Regions from separate parts of the Homo sapiens genome. Here region 2 is linked to region 1. Evidence: read pairs that join two places in POLR2A ChIA-PET (ENCODE). Cell type or tissue: PC-3. All regions are shown on one strand. Links, peaks and the distances in the headings refer to the core of each region. The heading gives the core; the rest is flanking DNA. Region 1 has its middle 13 kb from the start of MARK3. Region 2 overlaps MARK3 (microtubule affinity regulating kinase 3).

Region 1 (11,470 bases), core at 1,114-9,113:
TGTTTTTATCATTGCCTGTGCTTTGCAGGCAAGGACTTGGAGATTCAGAAGGGCAAGAAGCCTTCTCAAGCTCACGGACAGAAAGCAGTGCCCTTAGACTCCAGTCTGCTGCTGGCTCTGACACCCACTGGCTGCAAGGCAGGTGGGTAAAAAAGGATAGAGAGAAAGAATAAGGGGGTGAATAGACTACCCCAGCACTCCTGGAGCCTCAGACCTGCCCATTATTGCAGGGTTGACCTATTAAAGTAAGCACATCTCCCAAATACAAACAGGTTTTTCCAAGACAATAAAGTCTAAGCTCTGCTTGAGGAAAGACCATTTCCTCCATTCCTTAGGCTGCTGCCCTACCCTTGGAGCCAGTTGGGCCTCACTGGGTGGAGTCATGAAAAGCCACATCAGCCTTCGGTGGCTGCCCCGCTACTCCTCTCTCCTTCCTTTGTTCCTTCCATCCACAGTGTTTATTGAGCACCTACTTTGGGCAAAGCTATGTTTGAAGCATTGAGGACATAGCTGTGAACAGAGAAAGTTCTTGCCCACTCTCAGGTCACAGGACACACATAGCAGAACTCATGCATAATATAATTTCAGGACAGGAGAACTGTAATTTAAAAATTTAATCAGGGGAGGGTGATACAGACTAAGCTCTTTGGTTTTAATTCAAATTTCTTTCTTTTTATTATTTATTTATTTTGAGATGGAGTCTCACTCTGTCACCCAGGCTGGAGTGCAGTGGCGCGATCTCGGCTCACTGCAAGCTCCGCCTCCTGGGTTCACACCATTCTCCTGCCTCAGACTCCCGAGTAGCTGGGACTACAGGCACCCGCCACCATGCCCGGCTAATTTTTTGTATTTTTAGTAGAGACAGGGTTTCACCGTGTTAGCTAGGATGGTCTCGATCTCCTGACCTTGTGATCTGCCTGCCTCGGTCTCCCAAAGTGCTGGGATTACAGGCATGAGCCACCACGTCTGGTCTCAAATTTCATTTTTTTCTTTTGTTCCTCAGTACACATAGTGCAAAATAAAAAGCTGCAAAGGAATACACAGTTAAAGCTTTTTTAACAGTTTATGTTTTTCAAAAACACCATAAAGAGGGTAAAAACGCAGGCCTCAAACTGGGAGAAGTTATAACTGATAAGGATTTAAATCCATACCATATAAGAAATGTCTATAATTGGCTGGCCACGGTGGCTCACACCTGTAATCCCAGCACTTTGGGAGGCCAGATCACCTGAGGTCAGGAGTTCGAGACCAGCCTGCCCCACATGGTGAAACCCCACCTCTACTAAAAATACAAAATTAGCCAGGTGTGGTGGTGTGCACCTGTAATCCCAGCTACTCAGGAGGCTGAGACAGGAGAATCACTTGAACCTGGCAGGCAGAGTTTGCAGTGCGCCGAGATCATGCCATTGCACTCCAGCCTGGGCAAAAAGAGCAAAACTCCATTACAAGGAAAGAAAAAGAAAGAAAGAAAGAAAGAAAGATCTATAATTTAATAAGATCAACAACCCAATAGAAATATAGGCAAAAGTCAACAACAGGCACTTGGGGGTTGATAAATAATAAGAACAAATACTTAAAGTCGTCTGTTATTGCAAATGCAAGCTATCTCAGTCCATTTTGGATGCTATAACAAACTACCGTAGACTGGGTGGCTTAAAAACAGCAAAAATTTATTCTCCACAGTTCTGGAGGCTGGGAAATCCAAGATCAAGGCCCTGGCAGACATAGTGTCTGGTGAGGGCTGGCTTTGTGTTCACAGATGGATAGCCATCATCTCACTGTGTCCTCACATGGCAGAAGGGGCGAATGAGCTCTCTGGGGCTCTTTTCTAGGAGGGATCCACCCTCCTGACCTCATTACCTTCCAAAGGCCTCACTTCTCGATACCATCAAACACTGGGGTTCAGTTTTCTTTTTTTGAGACAGAGTCTCACCCTGTCGCTGGAGTACAGTGGGGCTATCATGGATCACTGCAGCCTCAATCTCCCAGGCTCAGGTGATCCTCCCACCCCAGCCTCCCAGGCAGCTAGAACTACAGGCACTCACCACCATGCCCAGCAAATTTTTTTATATTTTTTGTAGAGACGGGTTTCCACCATGTTGCCCAGGCTGGTCTTGAACTCCTGGGCTCAAGTGATCCTCCAATCTGAGCATCCCAGTGCTGGGTTTATAGGCCTGAGCCACTGTGCCCAGCTGGGGTTTAGTTTTCAACATATGAATTTGGATGGACACAAACAATCTATAGCGCAAAGACCATAATAAGTTACCATGTACTGGCCACCAGATTGGCAAAAATGAAAAAGTCTGACAATATCAAGTGCTGCTGAGAATATGGAACAATGGGAACTTTTTATTGTCTTTTAGAGACAGGGTCTCACTCTGTTACCCAGGCTGGAGTGCAATGGCATGATCATAGCTCACTGCAGCTTCGAACTCCTAGGCTCCAGCAATCTTCCTGTCTCAACCTTCAAGTAACTAGCACTATGGGCATGAGCCATCATACCTGGCTAATTTTTTTTAAATTGTTTTTTGTAGAGATGAGATATCACTATGTTTCCCAGGCTGGTCTCAAACTCCTGGGCTCGAGCAATTCTCAGCCTCAGCCTCCCAAAGTGTTGGCATTACAGGCATGAGCTGCTGCCCCTGGCTTCAGTGGGCACTCTTAGACCCTGCTTGGGAGTGTAAGTTCAAGGTAAGAGCAGAAAATAGTGAAGCACAGTGCAAAGATCACATACTCAACAAAGCCAAAACTTAGTTCTTTGGCAAAAGCCAGTAAAATTGACATTTTGGACAACAATCTGACATTAGCAATTAAAGTTGAAGTTGTGTGGCCCCTACAACTGAGCAATTCCACCCAAAATATTTGCCCTAAAGAAACTCTCGGCTGGGCACAGTGGCTCATGCCTATAACCTCACACTTTGGGAGGCCGAGGCGTGGATGACCTGAGGTCAGGAGTTCAAGACCAGCCTGGCCAACATGGTGAAACACTTTCCCTACTAAAAATACAAAAAAATTAGCTGGGCATGGTGGCCCACGCCTGTAATCCCAGCTTCTCGAGAGGCTGAGGCAGAATCACTTGGACCTCAGAGGCGGTGGCTGTGGTGAGCCGAGATGGCGCCACTGCACTCCAGCCTGGGTGACGGAGTAAGATTCCATCTCAAAAAAAAAAAAAAAGAGAAAAAAACAGAAACTCCCGCTTTCCGCGCTACCCACAGAGGGGTCCATACGGCGTTGTTCTGGATTCTCACTGTAACTTAAAGGGAAACTTTCACAAGGTCCGGAGCTTTTGATGTCCTGCAAATGAAGGAGGAGCATGTCCTTAAGTTCCTTGTGGCAGGAACCCACTTAGGTGGCACCAAGCTTAACTTCCAGATGGAACAGTACATCTGTAAAAGGAAAAGTGATGGCATCTACATCATAAATCTGAGGAGGACCTGGGAGAAGCTTCTGCTGGCAGCTCGTGCCATTGTTGCCATTGAAAACCCTGCTGATGTTAGTGCCATATCATTCAGGAATACTGGCTAGACGGCTGTGCTGAAGTTTGCTGCTGCCACTGGAGCCACTCCAGTTGCTGGCCGCTTCACTCCTGGAACCTTCACTAACCAGATCCAGGCAGCCTTCCGGGAGCCACGGCTTCTTGTGGTTACTGACCCCAGGGCTGACCACCGGCCGCTCATGGAGGCATCTTATGTTAACCTACCTACCATTGCTCTGTGTAACACAGATTCTCCTCTGCACTATGGGGACATTGCCATCCCATGTGACAACAAGGGAGCTCACTCATTGGGTTTGATGTGGTGGACGCTGGCTCGGGAAGTTCTGCGCATGCGTGGCACCGTTTCCCGTGAACACCCGTGGGAGGTCATGCCTGATCTCTACTTCTACAGAGATCCTCAAGAGATTAAAAAAGAAGAGCAGGCTGCTGCTGAAAAGGCTGAGACGAAAGAGGAATTTCAGGGTGAATGGACTGCTCCAGCTCCTCAGCTGCTACTCAGCCTGAGGTTGCAGACTGGTCTGACGGCGTTTAGGTGCCCTCTGTGCCTATTCAGAAGTTCCCTACTGAAGACTGGAGGGCTCAGCCTGCCACGGAAGACTGGTCTGCAGCTCCCACTGCTCAGGCCACTGAAGGGGTAGGAGCAACCACTGAATAGTCTTAAGCTGTTCTTGCACGGGCTCTTCAGCAACATGGAAATAAGGTTGATGGAAAATAGACATCAGTTTCTAAAAAAAAAAAAACAACTCTCAAACATATGCACGGGAACATGTATAAGAATAGTCGTAACACTACAGTTTGTTATAGAAACACACTGGAAACAATTCAAATGTCCATTATCCGTACGAATACAGAAAATGGCATATTAGCACAAAGAAATAGTATATAACAGAGAGAATAATTTTTACAGCTACACACAATGTGAATGCATCTCAGTATCATAATCTTGAGATATTATTTAAAAAACCAGAGCAATTCTTAGAATACACATAGCGTGATTCAGAAATGAAAGCGTGCAAAACCAAACAACATACTGTTTAAAGATGCAAACGTATAGAATGAAACTATTGAAAAAAACACAAGGGGATGAAAAACACAAAAATCAGGGTAGTGGTGGCTGGGCACAGTGGCTTACACCTGTAATCCCAACACTTTGGGAGGCTGAGGAGGGCAGATCGCTTGAGCCCAGGAGTTTGAGACCAGCCTGGGCAACATGGTGAAACCCTGTCTCTACTAAAAATACAAAAATTAGCAGGGCGTGGTGGCACATGCCGGTAATCCTAGCTACTCGGGAGGCTGAGGCACAAGAATGGCTTGAGCCGGGGAGGCAGAGGTTGCAGTGAGCCGAGATGATGCTACTGCACTCCAGCCTGGGTGACGGAGTGAGACTCCATCTCAAATAAATAAATAAATAATCCTCACTCCCTTCTCCTCTGTGGATCTGGTTTTACCTGGGAGTCAGTGCACCAGGGCATAGCTAACAGCAGACCCTTCACTGTTCTGGCCCTCGTTATGGGTTCCATGCAGGAGGCTGATGGGGGATGGTCACCGGGAGACGGAGATTCTACCGTGACTTTGCATTTGGCTGCCAAGCGGCCTTGCCTATAGCCTTCCTTCCCACCTTGAACTTGAGCTTCCTCATCTGAAGATCACAATGGTTCTGACTGTCCATCATTTTCCCCAGCACACATCAGCTGTCATCATTTTTTTTTTTTTTTTTTTTTTTTTTTTGCCGCTAGTATAATTTCAGGTCAAGGACAAGAGCAGAGTTGAAAGAGCAAAACCCTCAAAGGTCTAGCCCTTCATCTTGACAAATCCCTGACCTCACATGGACAGCTCAGCATGGCAAGGCAGTGTGGAGCCTGGGAAGTTGTTAGAACAAGATTCTGTTCACTCAGCTCTGCTGCCTCCTCTCCCTCGGATGTGACCTCAGACATGAGCTGGCCAGGGCTGGCCCTCTGAGTCAGCCCTGAGTCCCAACTATACGCCTTCCCCGTGGGGCTGCTGGCCTCAAAGCCTCCTTTAACAAAGAGGGCAGGAGGATGGATGATTCGGCGTGTGTAATATACCCAAGTGCAGATGAATAATTGATGTGTTTGAGTATTAATAAGCAGGAACTGGCTATTTTAGCCAGTAAAGCCAAAAAGATATTCTGTTAAAGCAAATCCTCCAATCTACACCGAAGGCAAAAAAAAACAAAAAGCAAAAAACAAAAAACAAAAAAAAACACGTAAACAACAACACCTCTAAACTTCCTGAACCCCCTGTTTTTAACAGAAACCTACTTGGAAGAGATTCTTTTTTTATAAGCATGTTATTTTAAAAATTACAATTTTAGGGTTGAAATGTTAAAAGGACTTAGTGTGTGTGTGTGTGTGTGTGCATGTGTGTGTGTGCGTGCATGTGTGTGCATGTGTGTGTGTCTGTGTGCGCGCGTGTGTGTGCGTGTGTGTGCGTGTGCGCGCGTGTGTGCGCATGTGTGTGCATGTGTGCATGTGTGTGCGTGTGTGCATGTGTGTGTGCGCGCGCGTGTGTGTGCATGTGTGTGTGTGCGCACGCGCGCGCGCGTGTGTGTGTGTGTGTGTGTGTGTGATGGTGCCACTGTCTTCCATTCCTCAGGCCTGGCCCTGAGCAGCACACTGTCATTCCTGACTCTGTTTTTCGTTTGTTTGTTTTGTTTTGTTTTGAGACGGAGTTTCGCTCTTGTTACCCAGGCTGGGGTGTAGTGGCGCTATCTCGGTTCACTGCAACCTCCATCTCCGGGGTTCAAGTGATTCTCCCGCCTCAGCTGCCTGAGTAACTGGGATTACAGGTACCCACCACCACACCTGGCTAACTTTTTGTATTTTTAGTAGAGACGGGGTTTCACCATATTGGCCACGCTGGTCTCAAACTCCTGACGTCAGGTGATCTGCCCACCTCAGCCTCCCAAAGTGCTGGGATTACAAGTGTGAGCCACCGCGCCTGGCCAGAAACAATATAATCATATGAATAGGCCCAGAAAAAGCATTTGACAAAATGCAACACCTTTTTTTGAGACGGAGTTTTTCGCTCTTGTTGCCCAGGCTGGAGTGCAGTGGCGGGATTGGCGGGATCCGGCTCACTGCAACCTCCGCCTCCCAGGTTGAAGCAATTATCATGCCTCAGCCTCTCAAGCAGCTGCGATTACAGGCACGTGGCATCACGACTGGCTAATTTTTGTATTTTTAGTAGAGACAGGGTTTCACCATGTTGCCCAGGTTGGTTTCGAACTCCTGGCATCAGGTGATCTGCCTGCCTCGGCCTCTCAAAGTGCTGGGATTACAGGCGTGAACCACCATGCCTGGCCATGCAACACCTTTTTTTAGAGACAGGGTCTAGCTCTGTTGCCCAGGCTATAGTGCAGTGGCACAGGCATACCTCACTGTAGCCTCAAACTCCTGGGTTCAAGCAACCCTCTTGCCTCAGCTTCCTGAGTAGCTAGGAATACCACCATGCACCACTACACCTGGCTCATTCTTTAAAAACATTTTTTTTTAATTAGAAATGGGGTCTTGCTATGTTGCCCAGGCTGGTCTCGAACTCTGGGCCTCAAGTGATTCTCCAACCTTGGCTTCCCAAAGTGCTGAGATTACAGGTGTGAGCCACCATACCTGGCCCCGAGACAATTTCATGATAAAAACAAAAAACAAAAAAACACCCTTAAACTAAGAATAGAAAGGAACTTTGTATAAAGGGCATCTATGGGCCAGGCGAGGTGGCTCACGCCTGTAATCCCAGCACTTTGGGAGGCCGAGGTAGGTGGATCACCTGAGGTCAGGAGTTCGAAACCAACCTGGCCAACATGGCGAAACCCTGTATCTACTGAAAATACAAAAATTAGCTGGGCGTGGTGGTGCCCACCTGTAATCACAGCTACTTGGGAGGCTGAGGCATGAGAATTACTTGAACTGGGGAGGCAAAGGTTGCAGTGAGCCAAGATCATGCCACTGCATTCCAGCCTGGATGACAGAGCGAGACTCTGCCTCAAAAAAAAAAAAAAAAAGAAAAAGAAAAGAAAAAGAACACATCCTGAGATGTGACAGAGTTAAAAATAATAATAATAAAGAAAAAGAATGCAGGCCGGGAGTGGTGTCTCACACCTGTAATCCCAGCACTCTGGGAGGCCGAGGCTGGTGGATCACCTGAGGTCATGAGTTCAAGACCAGCCTGATCAACAGGGTGAAACCCTGTCTCTACTAAAAATACAAAAATTAGCTGGGCGTGGTGGCACGCTTCTTATCCCAGCTACTCGGGAGGCTGAGGCAGGAGAATCACTTGAACCTGGGAGGCAGAGGTTGCAGTAAGCTGAGGTTGAGCCATTGCACTCCAGCCTGGGTGAGAGAGGGAGACCCTGTCTCCAAAAATAAATAAATAAATAAATAAGTAAATAAATAAATAAATAAATAAATATAAATTAAAAAAAGAGGAACACAGTGTACCCAAAGAGTGTTAAAAGGACATAGTAAGCAGAAATTAATGAAATCCCAAAGATATAATTAGATCAATAAAGCCAAGAAACAGTTCTTTGTAAAAACTCATTAAAAAAAAAAGGCAAAACTCTAGCCTGGCTAACCAAGAATAAAACAGAGAAAGCATGGGTAAGCATTAGAAAACACAAAGGGAGATATAACTACAGATGTTCAGAGATTTAAAAAATAAGGAAATTCAGTGAACAAATTTGCATCAATAAATTTGAAAGCTTATGCAAAACCAATCAGTTCCTTGAAAACGGTATCATCATAACAACCCAAGAAGAAATAGAACGTTAATAGCTCTGTTACTTTTAAGGAAATCAAAGCAAACCCAAATAATTTTCAGGTGAATTCTACCAAATTATCAAAGAAGACATTATTTCAGTTCTATACAAATTCTTTCAGACAAGAAGAAAAGCTGAAAATCCATGAACTATGCAAACATCTCAGGAAACTTGAAAAGGAACAGCAAACCAAATCCAAAGAAAGTGTAGGATAGGAAATAATAAAGAGGAAAAATAATGAAATAAAAAACAAACATATAATAGAATCAACAAAGCTAAAAGTCTCATCCCTGGTGAAACTGACCAAAGAAAAAGAGAAAATTGCAAAAAAAAAAAAAAAAAAAGTCAAGAGTGAGAAAAAGGCCAGGTGCAGGGACTCACACCTGTAATGCCAGCACTTTGGGAGGCTGAGGCGGGTGGATCGCTTGAACCCAGGAATTCGAGACCAACCTGGGAAACATGGCAAGACCTCCATCTCTACAAAAATACAAAAATTAGGCTGGGTGCGGTGGCTCACACCTGTAATCCCAGCACTTTGGGAGGCCAAGGGTCGGGGTGGGGGTCGGGGGCGGGGTGGGGGGGCGGGGGCGAATCACGAGGTCGGGAGTTCGAGACCAGCCTGACCACATGGTGAAATCCCTTCTCTACTAAAAATACAAAAATTAGCCCGGCGTGGTGGCCCGCTTTTGCAGTCCCGGCTACTCAGGAGGCTGAGGCAGAAGAATCGCTTGAACCCGGGAGGCGGTGGTTGCAGTGAGCCAAGATCGCGCCACTGCACTCCAGCCTGGGCAAGAGTGAGACCTTGTCTCAATAAATAAATAAATAAATAAATAAATAAATAGTATATGGAAATACAAAAGAATGAGAATATCCAAAAACTCTCCTAAAGAAGGGGAACAGGCTGGGCGCAGTGGCTCATGCCTGTAATCCCAGCACTGTGGGAGGCTGAGGTGGGCGGATCATGAGGTCAGGAGATCGAGACCATCCTGGCTAACACAATGAAACCCCGTCTCTACTAAAAACACAAAAAATTAGCCGGGCGTGGTGGCGGGCGCCTGTAATCCCAGCTACTCGGGAGGCTGAGGCAGAAGAATGGCATGAACCTGGGAGGCGGAGCTTGAAGTGAGCCAAGATCACGCCACTGCACTCCAGCCTGGGCGACGGAGTGACACCTTGTCTCAAAAAAAATAAAAAATAAAAATAAAAAAAGAAGAAGAGGAACAAGTCAGGACAATTACCTCACTGCCTGTCAAGGCTTATTATAAAGTATGGTAATTAAGGCAGTGTGATTAGTGCACAAATACAAAAATCGTCCAGTGAACCAGCAAGAAAAACTCCGAAGCAGACCAATACACATGGATACCTGATTGACAACAGAGGGCATTGCAGAGCCTGGAGAACAGTCTTCTTCTTTTTTTTTTCTTTAGACGGGGTTTCTCCATGTTGGCTAGACTTGTCTCAAACTCTTGAGCTCAAGCAATCCACCTGCCTCAGTCTCCCAACGTGCTGGGATTATTGGCGTGAGCCACCACACCCAGCCCGCCACTTGTATATTTTCTTTGGAAAAATGTGTATATAGACGCTTAGCCCAATTTTTAATTGAGCTGTCTTTTTATTATTGAGTTGTAAGAATTATTTACATAGCAGTGATATCATGGAAGATGACACAGTAGAAAGTGCCAGGAATCTGTCGCCCCCATCTAGACAACAATCTGGCAGAATCTGTCTGATGCAACTATTTTGGAACTCTGGAGTCCATCTGAAGGCCTGCAGTTTCCAGGGGAAGGCTTGTATCTTACTCCTTTTTGTGCTGCTATAACAGAATGCCACAGACTGGGTAATTTACAAGAAAATAAATCCATCGGCTCACAGTTTTGGAGGCTGGGAAGTCCAAGATCAATGAGCTGACATCTGATGAGGGTCTTCTTATGGTGTCAGCCCATGGCAGAAGGGCAAAGAGAAGAGAGAGAGAGAAAGAGAGAGTAAAAGGGGGGCTTAACTCTTCCCCCTTCTTTTTTTCTGAGACAGAGTCTCACTCTGTCACCCAGACTGGAGTGCAGTGGTGTGATCATAGCTCACTGAGGCCTCAGTCTCCTGGGCTGAAGCAATCCTCCCACTTCAGCCTCCCCAGTAGCTGGGACTGCAGGCATGTGCCACCATGCCTGGCTAGTTTTATTATTTTTAGTAGAGACAGGATCTCACTATGTTGCCCAGGCTGGTCTTAAACTCCTGAGCTCAAGCAATCCTCCCACCTTGGCCTCCCAAAGTACTGGGATTACAGGTATGAGTCACTGTGCCCAGCCTTCTCCGTACTATAATTAACCCACTCCCATAATAATAAATGCATTCCCAAGATAATGGCATTAATTAATTCACTCCACTCTCGGGGCATAATCATCTGTTATTTTTATTTTATTTTATTTATTCTTGGAGACACGGTTTTGCTTTGTTACCCAGGCTAGCGTGCAGTGACATGATCATAGCTCCCTGCAGTCTTGAAATCCTGGGCTCAAGTGATCATCTCACTTCAGCCTCCTGAGTAGCTAGGACTGCAGGTGTGTGCCACCACATCTGGCTAATTTTTAAATTTTTTATTCTTTATTTTAAATTTTATTTTTAGAGTCAGGGTCTTGCTCTGTCTCCCAGGCTGGAGTGCAGTGGCATGATTACAGCTCACTGTAGCCTCAACCTCCCAGGCCCCAGTATCCTCCCACCTCAGCCTCCTGAGTAGCTGGCATGTGCCATCATGTCCTGCTAATTTTTTTATTTTATTTTTTGTAGCGAGGGGGTCTCCCTATGTTGCCTAGACGGGTCTTGAACTCCCAGGCCCAAGCAATTCTCCTGCCTCAGCCTCCCAAAGTGCTAAGATTACAGGTGTGACTCACCACACGTGGCCCTAATCATCTCTTAAACCTCCCAACTCGTAATACCGTTAAAATGGCAATCAAATTTCAACATGAGTTTGGAAAGGGGCAAATATCCAAACCAGAACAGCTTGAATGTGAATCCTGGTTAATTTCGGTCAGTGTCCTCTCATGGTAGTGGCTATGCATTCCCCAGCCCCTCAGCCCTACATGCAGTCATTCTTGGAATAGCTTGCAGCACCCAGGGTTAGCACATAACCTTGTCCTCCAAATACTGGAGATGTGTATTCTTTTTTTTTTCTCCCAAGATGAAGTCTTGCTCTGTCGCCCAGGCTG
Region 2 (11,470 bases), core at 2,309-10,308, 62 kb before region 1:
AAAAAAAGACTGATAAATGTAACTGCTTTAAAATTAGGAGCCTCTGCTATTCACTGAGAGACAGTATCAAGAGAGTGAAGATATACCATCAAGTAGAAGGTGTGTGCCACATATATAATAGTATCCATGATATATAATGATATCCTAAAATAACTAAGAAAAAATCCACTAGAAATTAAACAAAAGATGAATACGTACTTCACAGAAGAAACAAAAAACCTAAATATGAAAAAATGCATGACCTCATCAGTAATTAGGAAAATGTTACATTAAAACCATAATGAGATTTTTCTTTTCTTTTCTTTTTTTTTTTTTAAGAGGGGCTCCTGCTCTGTTACCCTGGCTGGAGTGCAGTGGTGCAATCACAGCTCACCGCAGCTGTAAACTCCTGGGCTTAATCAATCCTCAGCCTCCCAATTATCTGAGACCACAGCTATGTGCCACCATGCCCAGATAATTAAAAAAAAAAAAAATCTTTTTGTAGATACAGAGTCTTGCTCTGTTGCCCAGGCTGGTTCTTGAACTCCTGGCTTGGAGAGATCTTCCCATCTCAGGCTCCCAAAGTGCTGGAATTTAAGGAGGAAGCCACTATGCCTGGCCAAATATCACTTTTATATTTACCAAATTGATAGCACAATTTTTTTGTTTTTTTGAGATGCAGTCTTGCTCTGTCGCCAGGCTGGAGTGCAGTGGCGCAATCTCAGCTCACTGCAACCTCCACCTCCCGGGTTCAAGCAATTCTCCTGTGATGGCACAAATTTTAAAAAATCAGAGAAAATCAAATTTTGATGAGGATGCTACATTACTTGTGCTCTCTTACACACTACTGATGGAAATATAAATTAGCATACCTGCTCTGAAAATAATTTGGCCTTCTCTAATGAAGAAGGAGGATGTGCAGACAGACTCTGTGATACAAGAATTCTAAGTATATATATTTAAGAAACTCTTCACAAGTGTGCCAGGACACACAGAGGACAATTCACAGCAGTCATGTTTGCAATACAAAAAGCAATCCAAATGTCTCTGAATCACAGAATAAATACAGAGTGGCATATTCACATAATGGGATACTACATATTCTTGAAAATGGACATAGCAGTGAAGGTGAATTACAGCAAAATACATCAACATGGAACACAATGTAGGTAAAAGAAAGCAAAAGCGGCTGGGCATGGTGGTTCACACCTGTAATCCCAGCACTCTGGGAAGCTGAGGTGGGTGGATCACTTGAAGTCAGGAGTTCGAGACCAGCCTGGCCAACGTGGTGAAAACCCGTCTCTACTAAAAACACAAAGATTAGCTGGGTGTGGTGGTGCACACCTGTAATCCCAGATACTTTGGAAGCTGAGGCAGGAGAATCACTTGAATCCAGGAGGCAGAGGCTGCAGTGCTGAGATCACGCCACTGTACTCCAGCCTGGGTAACAAGAGCGAAACTCCGTCTCAAAAAAACAAAAAAAAGGAAGCAAAGCAAAAGCCAATAGGAGAATACACATAGCATGAGTCCATTTATACAATTTTTTAAACTTTACACTACATTGGTGGGGTGCGGTGGCTCACGCCTGTAATTCCAGCACTTTGGGAGGCTGAGGTGGGTGGATCACTTGAGGTCAGGAGTTCAAGACCGGCCTGGCCAACATGGTGAAACCTGGTCTCTACTAAAAATACAAAAATTAGCTGGGTGTGGTGGCGCACGCCTGTAATCCCTGCTACTCAGGAGGCTGAGGCACAAGAATCGCTTGAACTTGGGAGGCAGAGGTTACAGTGAGCTGAGATCGCACTACTGCACTCCAGCCTGGGAGACAGTGCGAGACTCAGTCACAAACAAACAAACAAACACAAAAGAAACAAAAAACAGACCAAAAAAAACCTTTACACTACATTGATGAGTGATCCATATGTGGTAAAATTACACGGACAAAGCAAGAAAATAATAACACAAAATCCTTGTTAGTGTTTACCCAGTAGGTGGGCAATGAAGAAGGGGAATCAGGTTGAGGAGGGGCACAATATGGGACTGGTTTAAAGGTATGGTTGAAGATCTATTTCTTGAAGCAGGTAGTATAAGGGTGCTCATCTCATATACATATTTATATGCTAAACATGGAACATTCTTTTGTATGCAGTCAGTATTTAATAAAAATTAAAAACTAAATTTTAAAAAATTGCTTAGCTTTAGCTGAGTAATACAACAAATCAGTTTTCTAAAAATGTAAAATAAGAGTAGCAACAATGTGTGTGCTTTTTTTTTTTTTTAATTAGAGAAGGAGTCTTGCTCTGTCACCCAAGCTGGAATGCAGTGGCATGAACATGGTTCACTGCAGCCTCGACCTCCCGGGCTCAAGCAATCCTCCAGCCTCAGCCCCCTAAGTAGCTAGGACTACAGGTGCGCACCACCACATCTGGCTAATTTCTGTATGTAGAGACAGGGTTTTGCCATGTTGCCCAGGCTGGTCTTGAACTCCTGAGCTCAGCAATCTGCCTGCCTTGGTCACCCAAAGTGCTGGGATTACAGGCTTGAGCCACCATGCCTGGCCAATAATGTGTTTTTTATGATCAAATATTTCAAAGACAAACTAAGAATCTTCCCATCTCCCAAACTCAAGGTTCTGGTGGTCAAGATTCCTAGAATCAGAGCAACATCAGGAAAAATTAATTTAGTGTTAAAATGAATTTGGTACTAACAAAATTAACTTATCAGATTTTACTAGGTATCTACCACATGCAAGCTGAATTTCCATATGTTCCTTTGTTATCCTTCCCATATGGAAAGTACTATGAGTGACTGGCTCCAAGGGAACTTATGCAAAGAAAGCTATTTGATGTTATAAATTTAGGTTCTAAGGCTAGTTCAGTCCCTTATTCACTGGATGAGTGAACAAACCACAAAATCTTGAGAGCTTTAACCTACTTACCTATAAGATAGATTTTGAAAACAGCTACTTCGGCCTGGCGTGGTGGCTCACGCCTGTAATCCCAGCACTTTGGGAAGCTGAGGCAGGTGGATCACCTGAGGTCGGGAGTTCCAGACCAGCCTGACCAACATGGAGAAACCCTGTCTCTACTAAAAATACAAAAAAATTAGCTGGGCGTGGTGGCGGGTGCCTGTAATCCCAGCTACTCGGGAGGCTGAGGGAGGGGAATCACTTGAACCAGGGAGGTGGAGGTTGCGGTTAGCCGAGATCACGCCATTGCACTCCAGCCTGGGCAACAAGAGCAAAACTCTGTCTCAAAGAAAAAAAAAGAAAACAACTGCTTCACAGGACTGTTGTGAAAAGTACATGCAATGCTATAAGATAAAGTGTGTGTAGAATTTGATTCCAGGAGCTATACTACCTAATCCCAACCCAGCTGTACCACTCACTAAGTCTAGGTAACTTGACCTCCCTGACCCTGTCACCTCTACAATGAAAGGATGGCTTGACATACAGAGTGCATGGAACAGCACCTGGCACACAATAAACTCCTGACATGTGTTTGTGATTCTGGCTGATGTTACTGTTATAATTCTCTCACAAAGGCCTAATTTGCACCCAAGTTTATATTTTCTGCAAATGGGTCCAGGCTATGCTCTAAGTTTAACCCACTTAAAATACTTGGTTCCTTGGTGACTTTTCTAAAATAGCATAATAAGTCCTTGGTACAATGAAAAATATACTTTAGCTGGGTATGGTGGTGTGTGCCTGTAATCCCAGCTCCTTGGAAGGCAGATTGGAATCCTCGGAAGGAGGATGCTTGAACCCAGGAGTCTGAGACCAGCTTGGGCAAGATAGTGAGACCTCAATTCTAAAAACAAACAATCAATCTCTAAAATACACTCTACTATTCTCAGTTTATAATGTATTTTTTTTTTTTGAGACGGAGTCTCACTCTGTCGCCCAGGATGGAGTGCAGTGGCGTGATCTCGGCTCACTGCAAGCTCCGCCTCCCAGGTTCACACCATTTTCCTGCCTCAGCTTCCCGAGTTTATAATGTATTCTAAATATCAACCCGTATTATTTATTGCCAAAACAAAAATAAGTCTGGCAAGAAATTTAAAAGTTTATAAGGAATAAAGAAGCAACAATACTGAAAGCCGGTTTTTCTATTTCTTCTCTTTTGAAATCTAAAAATAAACAAACATATATACAGTTTTATTCTCAATTTTTTTTTTTTTTGGCAGAGTTTCTCATTTGTTGCCCAGGCTGGAGTGCAGTGGTGCCATCTTGGCTCACTGCAACCTCCGTCTCCTGGGTTCAAGTGATTCTCCTGCCTTAGCCTCCCAAGTAGCTGGGATTACAGGCATGCGCCACCACACCTGGCTAATTTTTTTGTATTTTTAGTAGAGACGGGGTTTCACCATGTTCGTCAGGCTAGTCTCGAATTCCAGACCTCAGGTGATCCCACCCAGCTGGGCCTCCCAAAGTGCTGGGATTACAGGAGTGAGCCACCGTGCCCAGTCTATTCTCAATATTTTAAATATGTATAATCAGGCTGGGGGTGGTGACTCATGCCTATAATCCCAAGGCTTTGGGAGGCCAAGACGGGAGGATTGCTTAAGCCCAGAAGTTCCAGGCTACAGTGAGCTATGATCATGACACTGCACTTCAGCTTGGGCTACAAAGTAAGACCCAGCCTCAATCAATCAATATAAGAAGTGCCTGTCTTGGATTTCATTTGCCATCTCCTATTTGTATTAATTTATCAGATTTATGACACTGATGTGAATGCAGACACTGGATTTTAAATAACAGACAAGACTGTAACAACTATTTTTACAGTGGTTACTACTTTTGTTAATGGCCTGAAAAGTCAATATAAGAAAATGAAAGAGAAAGATAGTTGGAAAAAAAAAAAAAAGAAAGAAAAGAAAAAGATGAAAAGAGTTGTTCAATGAAAAGGATTTCCAAAATAACTTGTGCTTCACCCAATAGAGAAAGGAGGCCAGGAACTGGGTACTAAGGCATTCCTAGGAAGAGTTCCAGAGAGGGAGAAAATATTCAGCAGTGGCAGTGGCAGTAGCAGCTGTCTATGAAACTTAGAATATTTGGGGAAGGGGTCATCTTTAAAATAGGTTACTTTGCCGGGCACGGTGGCCACACCTGTAATTCAGCACTTTGGGAGGCTGAAGCGGGTGGATCACTTGAGGTCAGGAGTTCGAGACCAGCCTGGCTAACACGGTGAAACCCTGTCTCTACTAAAAATACAAAAATTAGCTGGGTGTGGCAGCGGGTGCCTGTAATCCCAGCTACTTGGGAGGCTGAGGCAGGAGAATCACTTGAACTCGGGAGGCAGGGGTTGCAGTGAGCCGAGATGGCACCACTGCACTCCAGGCTGGCCAACAGAGGGAGACTCCGTCTCATAAATAAATAAAATAGGTTACTTTAGTTGGGTGTGGTGGTGCGCGCCTATAGTCCCAGCTACCTCAGGAGGCTGAGGTGGAAAGATACTTGAGCCCAGGAATTCCAGGCTGCAGTGAGCTCTGGTCTTGCTGCTACCTTCCATCCTGGGCAACAGGACAAGACCCCATCAATCAATCACTCAATCAATAAAAAATAAATAGGCCGGGCGTGGTGGCTCACGCCTGTAATCCCAGCACTTTGGGAGGCCAAGGCGGGCAGATCATGAGGTCAGGAGATTGAGACCATCCTGGCTAACACGGTGAAACCCCATCTCTACTAAAAATACAAAAAATTAGCCGGGCGTGGTGGCGGGTGCTTGTAGTCCCAGCTACTCGGGAGGCTGAGGCAGGAGAATGGCGTGAACCCAGGAGGCAGAGCTTGCAGTGAGCTGAGATCGCACCACTGCACTCCAGCCTGGGTGACAGAGCGAGACTCCGTCTCAAAAAAATAAATAAATAAATAAAAATAAGTAAAATTGGAAGAAGAGAGAAATTAAGAACTTTGGGGGAAGTGAAGACAGACTAGGAGCCATTCTCATCTGGGGTGTGTACTGAGATCACCACATTTCTAGACCCGCCAAGATAGGACCTCTAGGGAGGAAAGTACTGTGAAGGAAATATGCTTTTTTCAAACTCCACAAATGTTTCTAATGCACAAGAAGGGTTGAAAAGTACTGGCTTAAGAAAACTAAATCAACAGTGCCCAAAATAACCCAGTGGTGGCAGCAGTAAAAGTCATTACACGACAGACCACATGAAAAGCATGAACTGGTTCTCCTTGCTTTCAAATTATAAGTTTCCCTGCTACATCCCATGACCAAGATTCCCTAGGACGCCAAAAAAGGCCACTACTGCTACTGCTACAGAGCTCTAAGCACTAACAGTGGCTCCAAAGCAAATACTAGCTTTAAAAAGAAAACAGCCTCCCTCTTCCTGGGTAGGTGTCTGGTGCTTGAGGGGTATCGGAGTGGACCAGGCTTGAGGGGCACAATGAATAACCCTATACCTTCCAATTTGAAATTAGAAGCAAAAAACGCTGCTAAAATATTAATTCACAGAATTGACTTCCAGAAATGACCTGATAAGATTATTCCTGACTGAACTAGATTCTGAATTCTTCTAGTTTTCTTTAATATCTGGCTACAACTTGCCAATGAAGAATGAGCTGCTCAATTTCAGAAGCCCTATAAACCAAAGCTGACAGCTTGATGTAAATTTCGAGTCTCATGCCTGATGTGTAGGCCACACAGAGAATTCACCAGAATGCCAGATGCCACAACCAGAGACATTCAAACTGCGAACCAGGACGAGAAGTTGTGGACTGCATGCTATGGACAGCTTTTCCCAAGACTGTCATAATAACAAGACTTCATAACAATGCTTTTGCCCCTCTTAATTTTTCCTTACTAATGCCTACCTCTTTCAGTTTGGCAGGATCATGCTGTAGCTAAAATTTCACAGTCAGTAGCTTCTGTGGGTAACTTGCACTCCCTGCTTTATACTTAGCCCGGTCACGGAATGCTGGGATGCCTACTAAACATGGAGGAATCTGTGCAGTTCATGACACTTCTCGTTGCGATTTGGGTATGGTAGAGCGGACAACTTGGTTAAAATTGGCAGACTCCTTGTTTGGCTATACAATTTTAGTTGATTTGGTTCATAAAAACCCTGGCTTAGGAGCATACTCTAAATGCTTGGTGTGATCCTCATGATAGTCATAATGGTAGTCTCTCTGGTACGCTGTATCCTCCCAGAGTGTTAAGTGTCTCCATGTAGCCACCTATCAGATGTCAAATGGTTCTCTCTGGCTAGAACAACAAAAACTCAAAAGAAACACACGATAATGAGAACACCCTGTCAACGGCATGCTGAAACGGGAAACTCAAAATGATGGCAACTGAGAACAGCAGGGATATCCTAGGTTTTGGTTACACTCTTACCTAGGTGAAAGCCTGACCAAAAGGGAAGAATTGTTAAATAAAAATTATAGGAAGCCATTGTTTGGGACTAAACTCCTGCATTAGGCCCCAGGAAACCAGGTTAAAATTAAAAATGGAGTAATCCCTGCTAAGATTCCACATTCCCAAACCTAAATTAAGTTGTTATCTGACCTTCCTAGAAATCAGAAGAAAAGGAGATAACAGCTAATTTCCCAAACAGGACAGTTTATTATTTATTTATTTTTTGAGGCAGAGTCTCACCGTCACCCAGGCTGGAGTGCAGTGGTGTGATCTCGGCTCACTGCAACCTCCGCCTCCGAGGTTCAAGCGATTCTTGTGCCTCAGCCTACTGGGTAGCTGGGGTATGTCACCACGCCCAACTAATTTTTGTATTTTTAGTAGAGATGCAGTTTCACCATGCTGGCTAGGCTGGTCTCGAACCCCTGGCCTCAGGTGATCCACCCGCCTCGGCCTCCCAAAGTACTGCCATTATTGGCGTGTGCCACTGCGTCCAGCCCCTGATTGAAGATTTAAACTGTCCTGGCTGAGCACGGTGGCTCAGGCCAGTAATCCCAGCACTTTGGGAGGCTGAGGCAGGCAGATCACCTGAGGCCAGGAGTTGGGAGACCAGTCTGACCAACATGGTGAAACCCTGTCTCTACTAAAAATACAAAAATTAGCCAGGCGTGGTGGCACACACCTGTAGTCCCAGCTACTCAGGGGGCTGAGGCAGAAGTATCTCTTGAACCCGGGAGGCAGAGGTTGCAGTGAGCCAAAATCACACCACTGCACTCCAGCCTGGGTCACAGGGCAAGACTCTGTCTCAAAAAAAAAAGAAAAGAAAAGAAAAGAAAAGAAAAAACTTCAATTGGCACAATAACAAAGTTCCTACTGCTTTAATCCTTACAGAAAAAAATGTAGTGTGAAGTAACCTGACATTAACTAATCGGTTACTTTTCTATGTGGTATAGTCTATTGTGGTCTATTGTTCTGTTTCCCTGTCCCTGCCTTACAAAAAAAAGGAATTCTGAAAGGACCAATACACTCTTTGTTCTTTGCTTCAGCTTTTTTTTGAGACAGGGTCTTGCTCTGTTGCCCAGGCTGGAATGCAGGGGCACCATCACAGCTCACTGCAGCCTCCAACTTCTAGGCTCAAGTGATCCTCCCATCTTAGCCTCCTAAGTAGCTGGAACTACAGGTACACACCACCACACCTGGTTAATTTATTTAATTTTTTTTTTGGTAGAGACGGGTCTCTCTGTGCTGCCTAGGCTGATCTCGAATTCCTGAGCTCGAGTGATCCTCTCGCCTCAGGCTCCCCAAGTGCTGGGATTACAGGAGTGAGCCACTGTGCCGGGCCTGCCTCAGCCTTCTTCAGCCTTTGCCTGTCTCTAAAGCCAACTTCTGCTCAGCTCATAGGGACACTTATTCTATTTTATGGAATGTAGTGTTGCCCTATTTTACAATCACGATAAGGCCAGTGGAAGGAAGGGAGGGAGGAAGATTGAGGTGGGTATAAGCAGGATTTCCCCACAAAGACCCTGATGAAATCCATAGTCAATAATGCTTTAATAAATCCTACTGGGTATTTTGCATATATTTGTGTTTAATGTTCCTTTTTTTCTTCCTCTGTAAATCTCATTAAAATTTAAAAACACAGGGATTTCCCTTTCTGTCCTACTCAGTCTAGATTTAAGAATGGTGGTTAAATCTTACTCAAAAAATGCTTTACTACTGGGTCAGCAGTATCAACTTGGATGAATTCTCCATTGAAAAGTCTTGTTCTTGTCTTGTTTAATATTTTAATTGGATGGAGACATCCATATCTAATTTACATAGCAGCTAATACAAATGACCCATTATTCCAAAATCCCCCAAAAGACTGGAATTAAGGCAGAAAATCAATTAAATGAATTTTAGCAGGAATCAAACAAATTCAGGTGGGAGGGGGGAAACAATTCCAAGTATGGAATAAAGTAGGCTTCTGTTCAGCGAAACTCCTGTGGGAGTACCCAAGGAGGCTGAGGGGATTTACTCTGCATAAGAGAAAATCAACAAGACCCAAAATAGCAACTTCTAAGGGCTGGTTATGTTTGGAGTAACTATAACTCCATATGACAAATGGTAAACAGTGTTGTAGAAGTTTCTAGAAGACAGATGCTAGTCTGAAGTAAGGGGAAAAGGCTCTAATAGCAAAGCCACTGAACACTGGAACAAGATGCTACGGGAAGGAGTGTGTCTCCATCCCTGAATGTGCTCAAGGTTGGCTAACTAACCAGCTATCATAAATACATTACAAAAAATCAATTATTTCATTACATGTTACAAATTTCTTGTTTTTTTTTGAGACAAAGTCTTGTTCTGTCGCCTCCTGGGTTCAAGCAATTCTCCTGCCTCAGCCTCCTGAGAAGCTGGGATTATAAGCATGTGCCACCACGCCCAGCTAATTTTTGTATTTTTAGTAGAGACGCGGTTTCACCATGTTGACCAGGCTGGTCTCGAACTCCTGACCTCAAGTGATCCACACACCTTGGCCTGGGCATGGTGGCTCACACGTGTAATCCCAGCAAGTGGAGGCTGAGGCAGGTGGATCACCTGAGGTCAGGAGTTTGAGACCAGACCAGCCTGGCTAACATGGCAAATCCCCCATCTGTACTAAAAATACAAACATTAGCCAGGTGTGGTGGCGTACACCTGTAGTCCTAGCCACTTGGGAGGCTGAGGGAGAAGAATTGCTTGAACCCAAGAGGCAGAGGGAGACTGCAGTGAACTCAGATCCCACTACTGCACTCCAGCCTGGGCAACAGAGCGAGACTCCATCTCAAAAAAACAAAAACAAAAACAAACGAACAAACAAAAAATTGACCTAAAAGATGCGTAAGAATAGAATAGTATTCCAGATATACTAGTGAGACATTGGAAGGTATATAGCCAGATGCTGTGGTGTGCATTTGTAGTCCCAGCTACTTGGGAGGCTAAAGTGGAAGGACTGCTTAAGCCCAGGAGTTCGAGTCCAGCCTGGACAACAGAGCAAGACCCATCTCTTAAAAAACAATGGAGAAAAATAAATCTCTCACCAGAATCTAACGTTTATTAATTCAATGGCTGCAAAAATACAAAGGAAAAATGAAGAGACTCATCTGTGAAAATAATATCAATTTGCAAACATAGTCAACTCAGGTTTACTTATATGTGCATTTAGTAAATGTTCATGACCCAGTATGCAAGCCTGAATATCATGAAACCGATATTTTAACACGTGTGTTCACTGTTAAAATACTGCCTGAATGAGCCAGTCCACCTTTTTCGGTAGTGGTGGTAAAAAAGAGATTGCACACTGCTGATGGCAGAATGTTCCTTATGATGAATGTTAGCTGCTAGGGCATGCTCCACAGCTTTAAATCACTATCTAAGAGAGCTGTTCCTGAAGCAAGTGTGATACAACTATGAATGGTGCTGAGAAGAAAAAAGGATGCAAGAATGACTGCAAAGGGGGCTGACAAAGTTGCCTGGTACATTCTACATTGTTGCAAAATTGCTGGGGGTGGGGGAAGATGGGGGGGCTGGGGATAAGATACTTGGTGAAAAAGAATTGGAAACAAATGTATGTAAAATGCTTCTAATTTACTTCATAAGCATATGAAGTTATATACACAATTTTAAACAATGGCCTATAAACTGAAAATATTATACTTATCAAGTTATTTAACTTGGGATAGAGCTGGCTTTAGAATAAGTCTTCAGTGAATGGTTCATACTTGAATAATACCAAAAACAAATCTTAAAGTTTTAATTATTATTATAAGTCAAAATTAATTCAGATGCAAATATGCATAATCACACTAATGGGCTAACCAAACTACCATGCACTAAACTGATAATGATGTGACAAATAATAAACGAAGAGCAGCAATGAAAAATCATTACCAAAAAAATAAAATAAAATAAAAAATGACTAAAGGAAGCAAGCAAACAAGAAGGAAAAACTGCAGCCAACTTGATACAACACCATGGTAAAAATTTTTCCGGGAAAACTGTTAGGATTACAATTATATCCAGGTACACATGAATAGTGGAAGGTATGTAACATCATAGAATACTCAATTAGAGTCCTCATTAAACATCCTTGTATGTTAATTTTAGTTCTG

Evidence for each region. ChIA-PET counts read pairs that join two places held together with the same protein. Peaks named below come from ENCODE experiments on the same cell type or tissue, not always from the same donor. Only the 100,000 strongest peaks of a DNase experiment are listed, where the experiment ranks them.
Region 2: POLR2A ChIA-PET joins it to region 1 with 17 read pairs; 3 of 35 experiments call an interaction of 5 or more read pairs at or near these places.

Annotation. Positions count from the first base shown.
Region 1 is chr14:103,366,720-103,378,189 of GRCh38, reverse strand. It overlaps the pseudogene RPSAP5. Among named protein-coding and RNA genes, the nearest start is that of MARK3, 13 kb to the left of the region's middle. RefSeq lists an enhancer at 5,484-6,141. In PC-3, for the core only: no CTCF peak of the experiment used is centred there; a DNase peak (open chromatin) is centred at 5,459; H3K27ac peaks cover 2,010 bases.
Region 2 is chr14:103,429,781-103,441,250 of GRCh38, reverse strand. The region is part of intron 3 of MARK3 (microtubule affinity regulating kinase 3); the gene reads right to left. Among named protein-coding and RNA genes, the nearest start is that of MARK3, 50 kb to the right of the region's middle. In PC-3, for the core only: a CTCF peak has its summit at 6,112; no DNase peak of the experiment used is centred there.